Regions from separate parts of the Homo sapiens genome. Here all the other regions are linked to region 1. The links are chromatin loops, found by intact Hi-C in ENCODE. Cell type or tissue: IMR-90. All regions are shown on one strand.

What was found. Hi-C counts contacts between places; a loop is a spot of excess contacts. Peaks named below come from ENCODE experiments on the same cell type or tissue, not always from the same donor. Only the 100,000 strongest peaks of a DNase experiment are listed, where the experiment ranks them.
Region 2: a loop joins it to region 1, with 7 times the contacts of the local background. A loop is called at or near these places in 86 of 110 quality-filtered maps.
Region 3: a loop joins it to region 1, with 4 times the contacts of the local background. A loop is called at or near these places in 10 of 110 quality-filtered maps.
Region 4: it touches region 1 in a loop (6-fold over the local background); 79 of 110 quality-filtered maps call a loop at or near these places.
Region 5: a loop joins it to region 1, with 2.3 times the contacts of the local background. A loop is called at or near these places in 5 of 110 quality-filtered maps.

Annotation. Positions count from the first base shown.
Region 1 is chr4:125,311,408-125,315,407 of GRCh38, reverse strand. FAT4 (FAT atypical cadherin 4) reads right to left here and starts at 453. Exons shown (of 18, transcript NM_001291303.3): 1 at 1-453. In IMR-90, a CTCF peak has its summit at 1,780 (motif pointing left); DNase peaks (open chromatin) are centred at 487 and 1,787; H3K4me3 peaks cover 1,046 bases; H3K27ac peaks cover 1,092 bases.
Region 2 is chr4:125,739,798-125,743,797 of GRCh38, reverse strand. No RefSeq gene overlaps it. Among named protein-coding and RNA genes, the nearest start is that of MIR2054, 230 kb to the right of the region's middle. RefSeq lists a silencer at 3,690-3,984. In IMR-90, a CTCF peak has its summit at 1,743 (motif pointing right); no DNase peak of the experiment used is centred here; H3K27ac peaks cover 211 bases.
Region 3 is chr4:125,727,255-125,731,254 of GRCh38, reverse strand. No RefSeq gene overlaps it. Among named protein-coding and RNA genes, the nearest start is that of MIR2054, 220 kb to the right of the region's middle. In IMR-90, no CTCF peak of the experiment used is centred here; DNase peaks (open chromatin) are centred at 1,454 and 2,474; H3K4me3 peaks cover 181 bases; H3K27ac peaks cover 410 bases.
Region 4 is chr4:125,749,659-125,753,658 of GRCh38, reverse strand. No RefSeq gene overlaps it. Among named protein-coding and RNA genes, the nearest start is that of MIR2054, 240 kb to the right of the region's middle. In IMR-90, a CTCF peak has its summit at 2,342; no DNase peak of the experiment used is centred here.
Region 5 is chr4:125,623,371-125,627,370 of GRCh38, reverse strand. No RefSeq gene overlaps it. Among named protein-coding and RNA genes, the nearest start is that of MIR2054, 120 kb to the right of the region's middle. In IMR-90, no CTCF peak of the experiment used is centred here; no DNase peak of the experiment used is centred here.

The DNA.
Region 1 (4,000 bases):
CCTCGCCCCTGCCCTCGCTATCTCTGCTTTTATTGTCCCGTGTCAGTTTCACTTTGTAATCCACAAGGCTTTTTGTTTGGGGCGGGGGGTGGTTGATGCCTCTCTCTCCTTCACAGTTGGCAGCGGAGGCGGCGAAGTCGGCGCTGGGCTGTAGTGACGCCCTCCGCAGCTCCGGACGGCGCCTGTCAGCGCTCTCCCTCTCGCCGGCCGGGGCCGAAGGTTGGACTGCGGTGGAGCTAGGGCTCCGCGAGCCCTTCTCCACCTCCCGCCTGGTCCCTCACACTCTCCCCGCCCCTTCCCCGCCGCACAGGCATGCACACACACACACATACACACGCACACACACACACACAGCGCGTCGCCGAAACACAAACAGAGGGGGAGGGAAGACCGCGAGCTGGAGCAGCACTCAGAAACTTTGCTCGACACTCATTGATCCCCGCACTTTAGTTCGCCTGGACTCCCCCTAGCTCCCAGTCCTGTCACCTTCTGCCCCTCCCTCGCCCCAGCCCCATTGGGCCGGAGCTGAAGCAGCCCCGACCGGCACTCCTACCGCGAGCGCCCTCCGCCTTGCCCGGCCTCCGACTGGCTTCTCGGGATGCTAATCACTTCAGCCTCCCGGAGGGCTGTAGGCGGTCTGGTGTGGGAGCACAGCGAGGCGGAGGCGCTAAAAAGGGGGGTGATTTTTTTTCTTTTCTTTTTTTTTTTTTTTTTTCCTTTTCGGCCAAATCTTGGCCGGCGTCAGAGCAATAACAGCAAAAGGCTGCCGCAGAATAGATGGGGGTGGGGTCAGGTTTGCAGATAAATAACTTTAGTGGCAGGGTCTGGGGGAAGACCGTTAGGTTGTTATGCTAGTAATAACTCAGGGGTAAGGGGGTCGAGAGAAATAAAAGAAAGGCGGGGGGTGAGGGTCTGTTAAAGCGGGGAGGAAGGATTAAGCAAAGCCTGTCTGGGAATGCACAGTGCAGATTTGCTTTAACCATTTCCTGCCCCTTCTCTCTTTATGCAAGGGATAGAGCTGCCATACAGTGTGATCCCACAGAATCCAAATCAAATCCTCCCCTTTGCTCCTCTTTCTACACAGTGGGCTCCCTGCTGTCTAGGGCGAGCTAAACTCTAAATCTTCACTCACTTGCCCCTCTCCCCCACCTTCCAGGTGACTAGGGGGCAGGAGGCCTCCGTAGCAAGGGCACTTTGGACTTCCTACTATAGGAAAGGCCAGGGGAACTCAGTGTTTGTTTTGTTTTCTTTCCCAACTGGATTCCAGGTGCCAGTAGCCCAAACCTTAGGGTTTCAACAACAATAATAATGGCAGCCCTTTGAAAAGAGGGAGATCTTTTCCTGTTGCAAAGTTAGTTTGGAATTTTGATCCCTGATGGAGTATTTCCACCTCCACATTTTTTAGTCAAAGGAAACCTAATAAAGTTTTATTTTGCTTTTCAGTCTGGGAGAAATAGATACGAGAAAGTAGAAATAAATAAAATAATATTTAAGCTTAAGTTTTTAAAAATACCCACATGCCACTTAATGCACTCAGATCAACTCACCCACTATTCACTGCAGTTAATTTTTGTGGTGGCATGCATCGTTTCTTTAAAAGAAGAAAAACGTTACTAGGAATCAGATCGATATTTTTCCCCTTTAAGGGAACCAACCTAGAAAATAAGAATTCAAGCCAAACAATGCAAATACAGGGCATATGTCATACATTTCTGCCACAAGGATCCCTCACAAACGTAAAACTTTCTGCGCCCAGAGAGGGTTCAGTCATGAGTAAATACTGCCCTCTGCTGTTCTACGTCAGTCTTACATCTTTAGTCTCCTGGTTTCTTGCTTAAAATTAAATGCAGAGACTAAAAGGATCGGATTACAAGGCTAATTCCTGCTTCTTGCCTAGGGATAGCAGCAAAGAAAACGATCTCTAAGACTTTCCTAGTGCCTTTCTTATTTAGAGTAAAAAAAAAAAAATCAAGAATAGTAGGACAGACAGCAAATTCAAGTCTTGATGATGCAGGCAGCCTGTAACTCAAAACTGATTTATGGAAACATGATTTCTAAAGCTATCACCAATTCCTCTGTTTAGGTTAAAAAGCTAACTTCTACATATTCCTCTACTGTAATGTAATGAGTTAACTGGAAACAGACAAAAAAGTTAAATTTAACCATTTATGTATTTTAAAACTTGAAAACATTAGACTCTAGACTTTTTAGAGACATTTAAGCCTGTTTTTCAAAAATCGTATTTTTCTTAAGTTACAATCCTAACACCATTATTTTTGGTATAATTTAGCCAAAAAATATTTGTAGATTAACTAAAGTGGCAAACAAATTTTTACAAATTTTTACAAATCATGTCTGTGTGATTTTAAGAGAATATTACTGTTTTGTTTTATTTTGTTTCCTAATGCACTATTATTCAAGTATTTATAGAGAAATAAACAGAAAGAAATCATTCAGATACTTGTTGTAGGAGATCATGGACTTTTGTTGGTTTGCTTGTTTTTTTTTGCCTGTGGGATAATCTTCAGATTTAGTGTCAATAGTATTACATTTGCATTATATATGAGTGAATTTAATTTGGGAAACAGGTGAAGATCATTCATTCTGTGAAATGGAAAGTATTCAATCAGTGCAATATGTATACATTTTAGTTTTACAAAACAAGATATGGCAAAATAAACTAATACAGAAAATATATAGAGAGATAGAGTACATAAAAATTTTTTGGACAATTTCAAAAGAGGATTATCGAAAATTATTTAGCCAATAGTGTGGTTATTTTAACAAGTAGAAACTTTTCGCATGATGACTACTTTAAAGTAACATATTCATTTATAGATAAAACCTATACATGAATTTACAATCTATGTATAGATAGGTACACAATTTAAGGTAAGATATAGAGCATGGTTTTAATAAAAGACAAAGGTATTTTGTTGTTACTTTTCTCTTTTGCATTTCAACCTGTAATATCATGCATGTTAAAAAATGGATGCCCTCCCAAAAAGTAAATCATGCATGATAAATAATATGGATCCCTCTCCAAAAGTAAATGAAAGAAAGTAAAGACATATAGAGATCATTGTATGCATGAAATATGCAAAAAAGCCATGGAATACATTACTAGGTAGATATTATAATGGAACACATTAATAAACAGTTAGTGTAAGAATCATTTCTCATTGTACATTTTCTTTAATTAATTGCCTTTCAAAAAAAAAAAGTTAAGTTTATCTGTGCTTTTCTACCAAAGGCTTGTGTGAGAAGTGTTGTTTAGTCAAAGCTTTTAATAAAGTTCTGAAGAGGAAGATATTCCCCGATGTTAATAGACTGTGGGGGACATATTTTTATGTCCAAATATGAAAGAAACCAGAGAATACCTCATTTGAACCTTAGAACATACGTTAAAACAAATAGCTCTGTAACAATTTGTTATGATCTATACACATTTGCCATCATTATTTAATTAAATGTATGAAATTATGTTTTTGTCATGTTTTAGACTCCAGGTGGCAAAGGCTAGGTTAATTATATTCCTCAATTCGTAAGGCATTAGCAACATTATTCCAGGAAAGGGTATTCTCTCAACTTCCTGCTTTCCTCCCCTCTTCTCCTTTCTTCTCCTCTTCCCTTCCCTTCCTTCTCCATCCCTTGTACTCCCTTCTCTTCCTCTCCCTTTTCCTCCCTTTCTTCCCCTCATTTCCTCTCCTTTCCTCTCTCCCTCTCCTTTTTTTTCTCTTTCCTTCCAATTCCTTCTTCTTTACACCCTTCTCTCCCCTTCCCTCCTCTAGGCTCTTCTGTCCTCCCTTCCACTCCTCTCCCCTCACTTTCCCCCTTAATTTACACCTTATACTATTATTTTACGCTGGACTCTCTTTTGCTCACTTTACTCTACCTTCCTGTACTCTACTGTACTTCCTTATTGTTCTTCACTCTCCTTACCTCATCCCCAGAGGCAAACATTCTGAGTGAAATGTGTATCTTTTTGTTTCTATGTGTT
Region 2 (4,000 bases), 430 kb before region 1:
TCATAGACTTGGAGAACAATCTCAAGTACTATGCCCCAGAAAGACTTGAACAAGATCCCTTATGACTTATTTTTGAGTGTTTGTCCTCTGGGGTCTGCCATTAATCTAATCTGACTGCAAGCACATGTAGCTATGAGCTTTTATTCCAATTTCCTGAAAGAGAGATTGATTGGTCAGTTTGGGGTCAGGGATACACTGGGGTGGAGGTGATGGAAGGTAACATTGGCAGACATGGCCATTGGGCTAGAAGCATTGCATCCAGGCAGTAAGTTGTAGGTATTAAGAACATGAACTCTGTAGTGACACTTCTTTACTTCAAATTCTAGCTTTGTTTATTTATTCACTTTCAGACCTTGAGAAAGTTACTTCATTTTCTGTTTTTATAAAAGAGAAATAAAAAATAATACTTAACTCGGACAAGTTGTTTAGAGAGTTACATAAATTTGCATTTGCTAATAATTTAACAAAGTACCATTTAAGTGCTTATATTAATTTATTAGTGACTATTTTAAGTAATTATTGCTGTTTAAATTAATAATTGAGAGGTAAGCAGATATGCTGGTTTTTATCTACTATACATTTATTTCATATATCACTATTAATCTGTATTGTACATTATTTTACTTTGCATTTGAAAAATCATACTAAAAACTGAAAGAGATTTCTATAATGGAAAAATCACTAAGGAATGGGATTCTAGTCCTATTAAATCATATAGCAATCAAAAGACAATTTGAAGCCCGTCACTGTTTGACAACAAGTTGGGTATTATCCTGTAGAAATTTAAAAACCAGAATTGTATAAATCCAGTACAAGAAGGAACCCTAGGGAGAACTTGGTCTTTCCCGTCACTTTTTGATTGAGGAGACTGACTGAGGTGTTTGGGTAACTATCTGAGATCTCGCAATTGTAGCAAAGTCAGCACTAGAAAGCAGTATTCCCTCTCCCAGTCAAAAAACTAATGTGTTTCCGGTCCAACATTGTGCCTTCCTAGAAGCCTTTCATTGCACCATGCTTTTCACTACATTCAATCACCCCCAAAACACTCTGAATTTAGACTTTGATACCTTAGCACAGTGATTCTATCTGCCAAACATTGGTTTAGTTTCAGCAGTATTGCCATCTTTGCACAGGAGAGTTTCTGTAACTATTAGTATTGAAATGCAGAATTGTATTACTTTTTTTTTTGAGACAAGGTCTGGCTCTACTGCCCACGCAGGAGTGCAGCATGCAGAAACATGATCTCAGCTCACTGCAACCTCTGCCTTCTAGGTTCAAGCCATCCTCCTACCTCAGCCTCCCAAGTAGCTGGGATTACAGGCACATGCCACCATGCCCGGAGAATTGTCGTATTTCTAGTAGAGATGGGGTTTCGCCATGTTGCCCACTCTGGTCTCGAACTCATGAGCTCAAGCGAGCTGCCCACCTCAGCCTCCCAGAGTGGTGAGATTAGAGGCGTGAGCCACTGCTGTATTACTACTTAATTTAAAAGATCAAAAGAACTAAATAAAAGTGCCACAACTGGTTATTAAAATCATTGGCTCATAATATTAATTTATTTGAGGTAATGATAGGAGTTCCTTGTACTTTTCAATCTGCATCTCAAAGAGTGATCATCTGTTCCAAAGTATTCAATGAATACTTGTGAAACTGAATTGAACAAAAGTGAATTGAATTGAATTGAATTGAATCGAATCAAGTGATCCACCCACACTGGAAACTGTATTTACTCTATGAGACCACTAGGAGGAGATGCAATTTAGAATATTAAATTATTGCTGGGAAACCACAGATGACATCTTTTCTCCACCCTGAGTCTTATTTAGGTATTGAAATTTAAACCAATGTTGTAGTTGGCATTCGAGAAGATGAAAACAGGCCATCACTAAAGAAAAAAAGATCTTTTACTAGGTTAGGTAAAACGATAATGTATTCTTTATTTTGAATAAAAATATGTCAGTGCTGAGGCACCAGTGTAGGTTTATTGGGGAAGGGATAGTCTGGGGAAGGCCTTGAGAATGTCCCTGCAGTGCAAGAAAGATAATTGTCCTTTTTTAAACAATGTTCTTCAGAAATGAGAAAACCTATCTTGGTCTGAATTCCCTATAAACAAAGAAACAAACAAAACCCCGCCTGGTTATTAATCTTAAAATGCTATATACAACACAGATGGTGGTAATGAAAGATGCAGTTCAATCCTTCTCTATTAATGAAAAGTTTTAAACTGTGTAATTGCTGTACTATTTCATTTCATCCTTTTCTGTCATTTTAGTAATATATCTAAGCCAAACAAAGAAGTGTCTACAATAAATTACTATAAGAGAATACTGTTTTCTCAAGCATAAATCTGATGAGAATGGAACTTTAATGATTCTGACTGTGCCTATGTAGCCTTACATGGAACCATTAGATCAACAAAGCCAGCTGTTTTTAAGTTCCATCAGGAGTCAGTATTAAAATAAAAGTAAATATTAAGTCTGAATCTAATTCTATTTTATAAATATTGTCAATTTTTTAAATACTTTGCTTGATTCTCTTTTTAATTTTAACTTCTTCGACTTGATTATAAAATATTTTTTCTTCTTTTGTATGTCAGATAGTATGTTTCTCCCTGGAAATAAGGTTCTTTAAACTACCCTCATGATTCTACCTACCACGTTTAACCTCTAAGGGCTCCAGGATATATCAAAGAAGAATTATGGCAGGACTATAGAATGATTTTCTATACATTTACTTAAGCATATTATAAATGTGAAGTTTTGCTACTTAAGTAGGATCTTCAGAATTCAGGATGTTCTGAAAGATTTGGGCAAAAGGAGATTTATACATACACCGGATCAAATTTCCAAAACAAAAAATATAGACAGACTTTCTCAAACACTAGCTTCTACAGGATGATTTGCTTTATTTTGGGATATCATAATGTCACTTTCTGCTAGTATACATTATATATACTGATTCATGAAGCAATTTCACTATCAGAATTCTCAGTATAATCAACAACAATGGAGAGGAGGTGGAAGCCATGGATACTTATTTAGCACCTACTATTTACCATACACCTACAGTTTATTTTCCTGATCCATACTCCAGAAAGAGCCTCACAACTAATGAATTTTATGGGAAAGGGAGAACATATATGTGTATACATATATTTAATAAAAATAAAATTTAATAATTTACATTCTCTATATAACTATCTATATAATGTAAATATAACATATATAAATATATATATTTATTTATTTATATAACTTCCCTAGGAGCCAGAATCAAGAACAAAACACTCTTAGTCAAGATATTCTTTAAATAGCAGGAATTGTTTGGATGTCATGGTTCTATTTTATTTAAAGGGGGAGTATATTTCTAAGTAGTCAATCTTTTTTTCTAATCTAGCTGGAGATGATGGAGTCAATGTGCTTCATAAGGAATGTCCTTACTCAAAATGATCATGGTGTCACAACCATTCTATTGTTTCTGGTCAATTTCTATTTTAACTCAGTACATTTTAAAATCAACAATTATTGAAAAGGAAATCTGTATTGTTCATGACAGTTACACCATTCTTTTCTAAAACAACAGAGACTTTATTAAAAGCAAAGTTGCATACGGCCATTTCTTGAGTTTTTAATTTTATTACCAGTAAAAAGAACAAAACATCAGACAAGACTATTGTCCGATCCATCTGGTGCTATATTTCCTCCACACAAGACTTGTATCACACACACAATATTTCAACTGCAAATGTTGTTCAGCTTTTAAAACAATTGCCTATCAAAGCATCCAGGTCCCATTGATAACGGAGCAAAGCCTTTCCTGCAATTGTGAGCCAGGAAATGCTGGCCCCTTGGCAAGTCTCATATGTCCTGTTGCTTGTAATCTCCCTCCCTCCTTGCTGGAATGTGTTATTTTTAAGCAGCTAGACTAACAGGAAGAGAAAGTTGTACTTCTTTTCATGATATGGAGGCAGGCAGGGGAAGGCAGTAAAGCAAGAAACTGT
Region 3 (4,000 bases), 420 kb before region 1:
AATAGGGGAAAAGTGATGTAATTTCTAGTAGAATAACAATATTTATAAAAAATCCTTTGGTTTGCCTTGATTTCAAAAAAAGTGCACATAGAGATTTTTGTTTTGCAAATCCAATCATGAGTGTTGTTCACTTGTGCCCATCTGCATTAAATACATTTTTGTTTATCTGGTTAAAAACCAACTGCAAAACCACTGCTTATCAAAATTAATATCTGAAAAATCAAACCAGTAATCTGCCTCACTGGCTTCAATATATTCAATTAACATAAATACTTCATGTTCTATATGGCAAGTAGTTTTCTATGCAACAGGAATACCTCTGTAAGAGTCAGGGAGAAGAAAATTTATATTAGAACAATATGGAATGCCTTTGAGGAGCAAACAATAGAAGCAATTCAGAAGAGGCTGATTAACTTGTCTCAGGAAGGGAAAGGAAGGGTTCATAAAGAAGCCTGCATTTGCATATGTTTCTGGAAAAGAGTATATATTGTCTAGGTAAAAATAATGAGACAGCATCAAAGCCTTAAGAAACATGACATTGTAACATCTCCCCTATACCAAGATCATAAAGTAACCTCCACATGTGCCAGAAGGGCATATATATATATATGGAGAGAGAGAGAGAGAATATATAGAGAGAGACTAGAGAATACATGTATAGAGAGACATATCAGAGAATACATTATGAAACATGAATATACATTAAATCAACTATGCACTTTTCAAAAGAAACAAAAATAAACCACCATACTATTTATTCTATGACAACATAAACAACAAAGCAACTGCATAAAGAAAGACACTTAACATTCAAATAAGCTATGAACATCTTTTCATCCTATTTGAATACTGTTGCCTCAGTCTGTGCTGGCTGCTGGTAGGTCAGGGACAGAGGGTTGCATAGACATCATGGAGGGCCTGCTAGCCCCACTCTGAGACTACTTTAGTCTAGAGGAACACTCAGGTAGAGAGAAAGGGCACAGAGTGGTCAAAACGTACAAATAGGTAGCTTCAAGTATCTCTCAAGCATTGAAACTATTTCTGACAAAGATTTCACTGGGGTAGATGACCTCTCTCAGGGTGAGAACAGGAAGGCAACGTTTAAGAAACAAGGGACTCAGCTCTTTCTTTCAGTTGAGCTGTTTTCTCAGTGGCTTTCGTTAAAAATTAGCTAATTTTTGAGTTTGTTTTCCTGAGTAGGTAATTTAAACTAAGGAGAGAATCTGTGCAAAATAGGAAGGATTGGATGTGACTGTGTGGGGAAGACAGAAGAAAGAGGTTGCAGTTGCAGGGAGATCTTAAAGGGGTAAAACTAAAAGAATTTAAGAGTGTGTGTGTGTGTGTGTGTGTGTGTGTGTGTGTGTGTGTGTGTGTGTTGGAAACAGTCTCACTCTCCTTGCCCTGGCTGGACTGGAATGCAGTGGCGTGAATCAAAGCTCACTGCAACCTCAACTTCCTGGGTGCTGGCATTCTTCCCACCTCAGCCTCCCAAATACCTGTGACTACAGTCACGCACCACCATGCCTGACTAATTTTTGTATATTTGTAGAGACAGGGTCTCCCTATGTTGCCCAGGCTGATCTCGAACTCCTGGGCTCAAGTTATCTGCCCTCCTCAGTCTCCCAAAGTGTTGGGATTATAGGCATGAGCCACTATGCTCAGCCCGGAATGTATTTTATAAAAGTTTATGTTAAGGGGGGTTGAAATATTTGGTAAAATCTACATGACTTTAAAATCTACATAACTTACTGTGGTTAGATTGTTGGTTTTCTGACAAGTTTTTGTATTAACTTCAATGAATGTGGAGCAAGAATTGTGACTACTTATGATAAGCCAGACAAATATAGATTCTAACTGTATTTTGTAAAAGAAGTATTATGTTATTTATTGAAAAAAATATTAGCTGTGAATGAAACTGAACATTTGTATGTGAAGCTTTTACTAGAATAGCTAAAGAAAATAAACTAAATCCCTTGTTGTCTAGGATATAATTAAACAAAGTTGAAATGAAGAATTATAATGATAAGAAATTCCCATTTTAGCTATTTTTTGGTGGGATGCAAAGATTTCTTGCATTTTTTTGTAGAAGGAGCTATAATAATGTCATATGTAGCCAATAAATATTGTCAAAAATATCCATTTTGCTTTGTTTGAATCACAGTAACTTCACATTGAGTGCTTACTATGTGCTTGTAATACTGTGCTGCAGCTTTGCCCCTGTCCAGTTATTTAATGGGAACTTTAAGATATGGTAGTCCTGCGAGCTCCAAAGAAGTGCTGGACTTTCACTATCTCATTTCATCCTCCCTCTGTGACTGTGAGGCAGGTTCTGTCATCCCACTCTACAGATGCAGAAACTGACATGCAGGAAAAGTAACTAACATGCCTCAAGTCCTAGAGAGGCATGAGTGGCTGAGTCAGGATTCAAAGCACAGCAGTTGCTCTAGTTTACATTCTTGTTGCAACAATGCTGTGTCCAGACCCAAAGTCAACTTGTGATGGGAAGGAGTGCCCTGGAGAGGAGTCAGCCAGGGAAGTGGAAGTAAGATTCAAGACTGACTCACATAGATATGAGGCCTTAGGAAAGCTGTTTAATAGTCCTGCGATTTAGATGCAGAATCAGCATTCTTCCAAAGTTTAAATGAAATTGCAAACGTAAAATGAAGTGTTTTTTTTCTCCTAGTAAATGCTAGCTCTTCCCTACACAAAGTGACTTGTATAATTTCACCCAAGCTACCTATAAATAGACAAATATTAAGATTCAATTATAGGTTAATATTTTACAATAGAAATCTGACCTCTGCCTATTTTCCTTTTGTTTCATATTTATGCATTTATGTACTCAGGTGCTTTTTATTCATCCTTTTTGGGGATTCCAAGCTTGTTACTGCCAAGGTGATCATATTCTGAGAGAAATAACTCTAAAAAGGTAATTCTTGAAAATGTTTTTAAGACTTCCTTTAGATTTGAGTTCTTTTTCTAATTCAAGGAATTTTGCTGCTACTGTTTCCATTCCACTGCTTTGTTGTCTCCTTGGCTTTACCTATTCACTTACTATACTGTAAAACTAAGTTGTAGCTGGCTGTCTCTGCTTATACAGAAATCCCATGACTCCACTCCTGTTGCTTTCAGTTTCCCAGTGTTGCACTAAATTCTGGTTTCTGGCTGCCTTTATTCCTCCCTACATGTTTTTGAGGTATAAACCCCAAGTACAGTATTATCTTCGTATCTGTCCCAGCCTGATTCTCAGCTCTGTCTTTTTCTCGCTCCCTAAGTGGGCTCCCAGGAGAACATTCCTCTGCCTTATGATTTGGGCAAAAGGCTACCTATGCCATAAGAAATAACTTGTTAAGGTTTTTCCGTCTATTCTTTTCCAAAGATTGTGACTTCCGGTGTTTTCTGAGCCACAGTTCTCAGTACATTGAAGATGGGTTTAATTCCAATTACTATTTTAATGTCCAATCTTCCCTTTTACTTTATTTAACACATTTTATCATTGCCCCTTTAGAGATCTGTTATATTAACACTAAGGTTTTCTTCAAAATACAGTTGACCCTTGAATAACAGGGATTTTCATGGCGCAGGACCATTTATACACAGATCTTTTTCAACAAATATATTAGAAAATTTTCAGGAGACTTGAGAAAATTTGAAAAAACTCACAGATAAACCTCATAGCCTAGAAATAACTAAAAAAATAAAAAGTTAGATATGTCATGAATGAGTAAAATATATGTAGATATTATTCTATTTTATCCTTTACTACCATAAAATACGCACAAATCTATTACAAAAGTTAAAATTTATCAAAATTTATACACACACTTATTGACAATACATGACCTCATTCACAGTCCAGAGAAATGTAAACAAATGTAAAGATCCAGTATTAAATCAAAACCACATAAAATTAACTGCAATACATACTGTACTACTGTAATAATTTTGTAGCCACATCTTGTTGCTATTGCAGTGAGTCGAAGTGTTGTGAGTATCTGCT
Region 4 (4,000 bases), 440 kb before region 1:
TACAGCAGTGTGAAAATTCTATATTTGATTTCATTTTGGCATTATTTGTTTTACCATTTTTGATTTATTGATTTTATTTTCTTCCTATCTCACTGCTTCCTCTACAAAAAGAAAATGTGTTACATTATTAGTTATAAAGAACACTTCAGTCATTACTACTACATTTTATCTTAGATTATTAAATATGTAAAATACATGCATTCATTATGAATAGTTAGGTTGTAGATAGCATATATATAATTATAAAACCAACTATTTCAAGTTATTAATGTCATCTAAACTTTAATAAAATACAAATTAAAATCCCAAGGTTTTCCATATTTTTGTCGTTTTTGACTCTTCATTTTTAAACATGACATTTTTCATCTCCAGTTGTTCAAGAACTTATGAGAACCTATTGATTAGTATCACAATTTTTGTACCAGTTTTATTTCATCAAATTTTAATACCATTATAAAGAAAGAGAATTCAATTCAGAAAAAACGTGACCTATAAAAATTAAACATATTCGTTTAAACTTTATTAATTATATTAAATGTATTAAGGAAAAAATTTAAACACATGGAAATGAAATTTTATACAATGGATAACATCTTCAAAGAAGATGTATGTAATATCAATAAGAAAATATGAAATAGCTATGACCTTGCTACTGCCCTCTGGACAAGAGATTTTCATATGGCCAGGCAAGTTATCTCCTTTATTTTAATGGTAACCGGAATTCTATACTTTTTTCAGGATTTAATATGCATATTTATAATAAATTAGTATTTCTGTTTAAGGAGGCAGTGCTTTATTTCAGGAACTTAAGTGCAAGAGCATTTAACTGTGAAAGAAAAGCATGTAAGTAAATTTTAAATAATGTGGACTTCAGAGAAAAGTTAACAGTAATAATAAAAGAATGTAGTTTAGGAATAAATATGACTCTCAATCATGCATAACAGAGTGGACAATCCTCTCACTATGACTGCCTCATTCTACATTTGGCTTACCATGTCTTGGACACTTTCCTTGATCACTTCTTTCTGCATAAAACATGCTGGGACAAATGCTGGAATCCCTGGAGAAAGAATAAAATGGATCAAGAAAGAAAAAAGGGAGAGAGAAAGACAAAAAAAAGAAAAGAATGAAAGAAGGAAGGAGAGATTGGGAGAAAGAATGCTCACCCACTACTTACATTAATAAATGTAAATTGATCACTAATTTGAATGGCACTTAAATATATTACACTTAGCATTTCAATTATTTTAACTTAAAATATTATATACTCATTAAAAATTCTACTCAATGTCACAAGCAATTTAAGAACCATCATTTTTTGTTTTTTGTTTTTTGTTTTTTTGAGATAGGGGTCTCATTCACCCAGGCTGGAGTGCAATGGCTCGATCGCTCAGCTCACTACAACCTACTGGGCTCAAGTGATCCTTCCACCTCAGACTCCTAAGTAGCTGAGACTACAGGCATGTGCCACCATGCCGGGCTAATTTTTGGATTTTTTTGTAGAGATGAGATTTTGCCATGTTGCTTAGGCTGGTCTCAAACTCCTAGGCTCAGGTAATCTGCCCATCTCAGCTTCCCAAAGTGCTAGGATTACAGGAGTGAACCACCATGCCTGTCCTTGCTTTTTATTGTTATACAAGCTATAGCAAAAGATTATTTTCATAGAGTATCAAAATATGTGTTTTTCTTGTTTGACAAAGGGTAATACTTTAACTGATAGAAATTAATAGAAACAAAATGGCTTGAACTAGGGTCATGTAATATGGTTTGGGTATTGAGTTCTTACATAGTTGATATGCTATCATAAATATAATAAATTTAAATAGAAAGGAATCAGTAGTTTGGTGCATGTAATAGAAATCATATTTGAACAAAGTTTTAAAGGGCTGCTATCATTTGCATTTTAATAATATTACCTTCTCCTTAGTCAGCCCCAGGTACTTGTCTACTTCAAATTAATTAAAGTTAGAGTACGAGTGCAAGAGGAAAATCAAATACCAATATTCAGATTAAGATAATACAAATATGATTTTTCAACAAGTCATTAGACTTGAATGTGAAGCATTTCTGAAGAAGAAATTACCAATCATAATTTCAGCTCTATGAACTAGATGACAGAGGGAAATTCTAGGCTGACAGGAAGAAATAAGCGGACACTCCAAGTCCTAGGGGAGTATAGAGAAAATACCAGGCAGGGAAGCTTTCAGATATGTCTCATTTCTCTTTTCTGGGTTTGGCATTGAGGAGGGGAGGTGTCACTTAGTTTGATAAGGAGGCTGAGGACAAGGAGCTCTTGTCCACTTCTCCATTTGGGACGCTTGGAAGAGACTGGAGCAAAGGACCTTGTGTGTCCATTGGGTGGAGCAGTAACACTGGAAATGGAGTAAAATGACCACAGATAAATAGGGTCCGGAACGATCTGCCAAGTTTCTCCTGGTTCCCATGTGGCTACAGAGAGTGGAGTGATTAGGCCAAGGATCCCGATGGAGAAAGTGGCAGAGAATGGGCAACACAGCAAGAACTGAGTCAGGACAGAACCACTGACTGAGTCGAGAAAAATTATATTTTATGTTCATCAGCCCCAGATGTCAGCGGCAGATGCCAGCAGAACATCCTGAGAAGGGACTAGGCCAAACAAAATCCTGCAGCAGACAGAGAGCACCCACTCTCCAGTGGTCTGCAAACCAGTAAGTTTCTGATAGATGGCTCTAAAGACTCTCCCTTTCTTCTCTTATATGTTCACAAGACCTCAACAATTGACTCAGTCCCTGCATTCCACCTGCATTTAGCTGAATTATTTGACAATGAAAGCCACATATGACAAGGGATTTTACTAAAGAAGATCTCTAAATCTTCCTTAGTTTGCACATGGCAGAAGGTGTGAGTTAACAGTAAATCAGCAAAAATTTAATTTAATCCTTTCAGACCAATTTGTGAAACAAAATGCCAAATAATCTTTCCTTTTCTTTTGTTGGAATTCCCTCCAACTGCACTCCACCACTGTTCAACTCCCTGGAGTGTACAGAGCAGTTGGTAATGAGACAGGCACAGGCACTCCAGCCTAATCCTTCACACAACAGGCTGACTCACTTTATATGTGTTGAATCTTACTCATATTTAATATTTAAATGGAAAAGAAACAAATTATTTCTCTTTTACATACACACGAACTCACAACTTTGCTTCCATAATTTGGGATGAGATCTGGCATGTTCAGGGTGGTATGCCTATAGACTGCTTCCAAGATTTCAAATTCTTCTGAAGTTTTTACAGACAATTTGGCTAAAGATGAGGGATCATTCCATTGACTATAATCATAAATGTATAAATGTTACTCCGGCAAATGACTAAACAGTAGAATTAAGTGCATTGTGTTCATTTTATTACTATTACATCAAGCAAAACAAAATGAGATTATTCTGTTACTTATTGAAAATTTGCTGTAGACTTTATCTTGTCCTGGGTCTTGAAAAAGAAGAGCCAGGTAGAAATGGCCTCTGCTATCAAAGAGTTTATCATCTAATGAGTGACACACTCATAAACAAAAAGACAAATGACTTACAGTAGGAACAATTCAGATGGAAGTGAAAGAAAAGTTGAACTAAATTAATGTAAGCATAAAAAAGGAATTCAGTTTCACAAACTCAAAGCATCCAGGGACAATCTGACTTCAGGTATGGTTTGGTTCAAGGCTCAAGTAATGTGCCTTGAACTTGGGTTTTCTTATTCTGTTTCACAGCTGTGGTTTCTCAAATGTTGGAACTGGCCTGTACCATCGTTACTGCAAAATAGTTTAATTTAAATGTGCCCACAATTGAACCAACTACTGTGCATCTGGTGAACTCTACCCCAATCAAATGATTGAAAATGAGTGACGGATATTACTCCACAGGAAATTTCTAGAATTGTTATGAAGAGGAAATCAATGCTGAGTGACAAAAATGAAGGAAGGAAAGAAAAGAAAGAAAAGAAAGAAAGAAAGGAAAAAAGAAAAGAGAAA
Region 5 (4,000 bases), 310 kb before region 1:
TTTCTTTCCTTTGTTCTTTCTTTGCAATTTGTCTGTAATTCTATTTGAATTTTTATCATAGCCTCTTTCAGATTATATATGTTTTTGTTTTCCAAACCATATTGCAAGATGCCAGAAGGTAGGATCCTTTTTACTCTTCCAAAATAACAGTTGGTTGAACAGGATTAACTGACTTGATGAGAATATAAGTGTGATCTGGTTTGGACAACTGTCACTCCATTTCCTTCCAGAGTTGATTAAACTGATCTGGCAGCCTAATCTGGGATCCTGTTGCTTCCACAAAACCCTTTGTTATGCATGCTTAGATGAATAGGCAAACTTTCCAGAGAGACATACAGTATATATTTTAATAAAGTTTATTTCATTCGAATGATAATTATGTCATAGCCTGTAATTAATTGCAGTGTGAGCTATACAGGATGTATATCCTGCAATATACTAAGAATATGGGTATTACATGAAGACGTGGTACAGCCCAAAACAATGCCAATACAGGCTTAATTTCTCGTGCATCTGTCTAGGCATTTTATCTTAGATAAATATATGCAAGCTATATCTAATATTTGCACACAAATACAATTTCTAATTAGTAAATTTTACACATATGAAAAATGTTATATTATTATGCACCATCTAGTGGAATAATTAAGACAGTATGATGGATTCAGGATATGGATTTCAGATCTTGTGCCAATAAATTGTAGCGATTTAAAATGAGCTGTAAATATTGTGAACTGAATTATTAGAGGTTTTTGAAATCCTGAATACAAAAGCCATGTCCTAGGCCTGTTTCAGATAAAATGACATTTTTAAAATGTCTATTATATTTAGTATCTATCCCAGTTGAAATCTGTATTGTTTAGATGGTTTTAATAGCCATTTTCAAATCACATACTTGTTAAAAAATAATTGAAAATGTGTAAATCTTCAGCTTTCTCCACTTCAGGTTGTAGGTTTTCTTATTTTTCCAAGTACTAGTAAACTGGTAACCGTTCAAATTCCCAAGAAAGAGTATCTGATAGGCCAAGGTAAACATTATGATCCTTGTTGGGGAAGATTTTTAAATACCAGTTTTATAGATCCTACCATCTTGTAGGTTACCTGTCATTGGGTCATCGGCCCGCTGTGAACCTACTACTACATGTGGTTTTGGGGGTGGTTTATGAGGTACAGAACAGGGCCATGCCTGCAGCTTTGCTCAACTAGTAATGGAAATGGAGGAGTTTCCCAGAGAACAGTAAGGATATAGCAGAAACCAAGATTGATCTGTCCAATAAATACATTTTCTTATGCATATATTTAAATACGGCCAACTATAAACATGCCAAACTGGAAAATCATCTGCAAATCTGTAAAACATGTGAAAATCTGAAAGCTAAGTACCTAATGGAATTTAAGGAGAAAATAATACATCCCCATTAAAAAAGCTATTCTTCTTAATTGGCAATATTTCCTAGGGAGTTTCTTTTTATCCTTTCCAACAAAGCATAAGTAAAGCAATTGACACCTGGAATGTTTGGCAAATGCATTAGCTGTGGCACACAGAGAGATGAATAATTGGCAGATGAGTGCTTAAGTCTGGCATATCACCAAACCAGGAGATGACTTGATGCCTGAGATACAATTGTTTTTCTTTTACCTAAATTGGGCTTTGTATTTAATTGTGTTTAAATAAGACAAGGAAAGTTACAATATAAGGAAGCTGCGGTGTTGTAGAATTCAGCATTAACAGAAGTCTTCTCCAAGAAACAATTGTATTACATTATTGAGAAATATTGTCTTCAATTGTAAAAGGGGTGCCCCAGTTTCAGTGGGAAAGTTGAGACATGACTACTTAAAGGGAAATTAAACAAGCCAGTAGGATGGCATCCTCTCCTTGAAGCAGCCAAGATGTAGCAGACAAAAGACACACCCACTCAAGATAGATGTAGTGATATATAAAGTATACAAATACCTTAAATACAAGCATACAAATACATTAAACGATTCCAGAGAATCAGAAGCTGGAGTGACATTGAACTATTGAATTAAAGGCCACAGTGCACATCTACAATTCTACAATTCAGTGGTCAAGTCAATGCTCCTGGTATCCCCGATATCTCTATGACCACAACTGCACCTCATCCCCAATGATGCTGGTGACAACACCAGCCACATGGGCCAGGCAGCCACAGAGTCCTGTCATTGCCATGACCTGTCACAGATGGCCTATGTCTGACTTTCACCTGCCAATCTTGGCACAAGTGTGAGTAATTCATAACCAGAACTCCATCCCTAAGGGCATTTGGGAGATGTACTTGCTAGAAGAGGTGTAGCATGGAGATGAGAAAATACTTGTACTTGCTACAAGAGACATAGCATGGTTATGGGAAAACTGTGCTCCATTAACCACAGCACAATTTCTTTCCTCTAATACTTTAGTCACCATTTTTACTTTGACAGTTTTCTTCCACATCTTATTTTTCCTTTCATTTATTATCCTTTCCTATCAATTATCTATAATAATCTTCAATCCCCTCTCTTCTTTTAAAGGCAATGCAGGCCAAAAATGTAGCCATGTAACATGCTCTTTAAGTCAATTTGGCAGGAAGTTATCAATACTCATACAGAACTATCCACCACCATCATAGCTAAAATCAGAGGTGATACTCAGAATAAACAAAAGCGTCTGTTATAGTCCACTCTTTGCATCAATCAAATCCATTTATGCTCTAAATTAACTTTTTCTTATTGCTGCATATTTATAGTAATATCAGTCTATAATCTTTCCAAGTTACATAATACATGAAGGTTTTTGTAACAAGTTTTTGTTCCTGCAACTATAATTATTTATATGGCCACAATTGATATTTATAATTTCCTTTCTCTAATATTCATTCTAGATAATGCTTTCCTTAGAACTTATGGAGATTCAGGTTGCATTCCTGTGCATGACCCAGACTTTCATGCCAGTAAAGTCTGAGCTCTTAATTACCTTCTCCTGATCAAGCCATAATTGCTAAAAATTGCCTGTCCAGTGTTTTCACAGGGAATGGAAGAAAGTACTGTATATACTGCAGCGCCTCTATTACCTAGCAGAAACCATTGCTCCTTATGATAATCAGGTTTAATTATCCCTGCCAATACAGTAACTGTGTTCTTTGCCTGCTAGTTCACCAACATGATGAGTCCAAAGAACCAGATTTCCATAGTTTCAGTTCAATAGAAATGATAACCATAGCTTCAGTTCAATGGAACCATTACTGTGTCCTTTTGGAAGCATTCACCACCTTAAGAACGATCACCTTAAATTCAGCAGTGTGTTGGAAGCATGAACTCCACAAGTAAATTGCTTGAATGAAGGTGAGAAGCATCAGTTATATTTTCACCACTTGGTTCCTGGGTGATACTATTAGATTCGTAGTTCTGGTTTTGTTCATATGCCATATCCTAAAGGACAACACACCAATGAAAGAATGCTATTCCTAAGATGATGCTGAAGCTCAAAGATCAGTGAACTACAGCAAAGGGCCAAATCTGGTCCACCACCTATTTTTGTAAATAGTTTTCTTGCAGCACATATACTATGATTCATTTATGTATTGTCTGTGGCTGCTTTTCCAATCTTACTGCAGAATTTGTAGGTGTGACATGACCTTGCGGCATACAAAGTCTAAATTATCATGGGACCCTTTAATAAAATGTATCCTCTATAGCACTCTAGTTGGTCTTTGGTCATGCAGCTAATGATGCACCTATTTCACTATTAACCCCCCCCTCCACTCAGGGGATATTATGAGTTATCTATCATCTATAAATAAATCAGGTTTTTTCCAAATTGTTAAATGGTAATGCTGGCAGGATCATTGCAAACAGGGACAGAAATTTATATCTAGAGTAGACGTAAACTCCAGTGAATTTATATTGCTGTCTCCTTCAGGTTAGAAGGCAGTCTCATTAATTTAACATGTAAGGAGTTACCTGGTCTCCTTGTGGGATGGTTCTGTATCAAGAGCTCAGC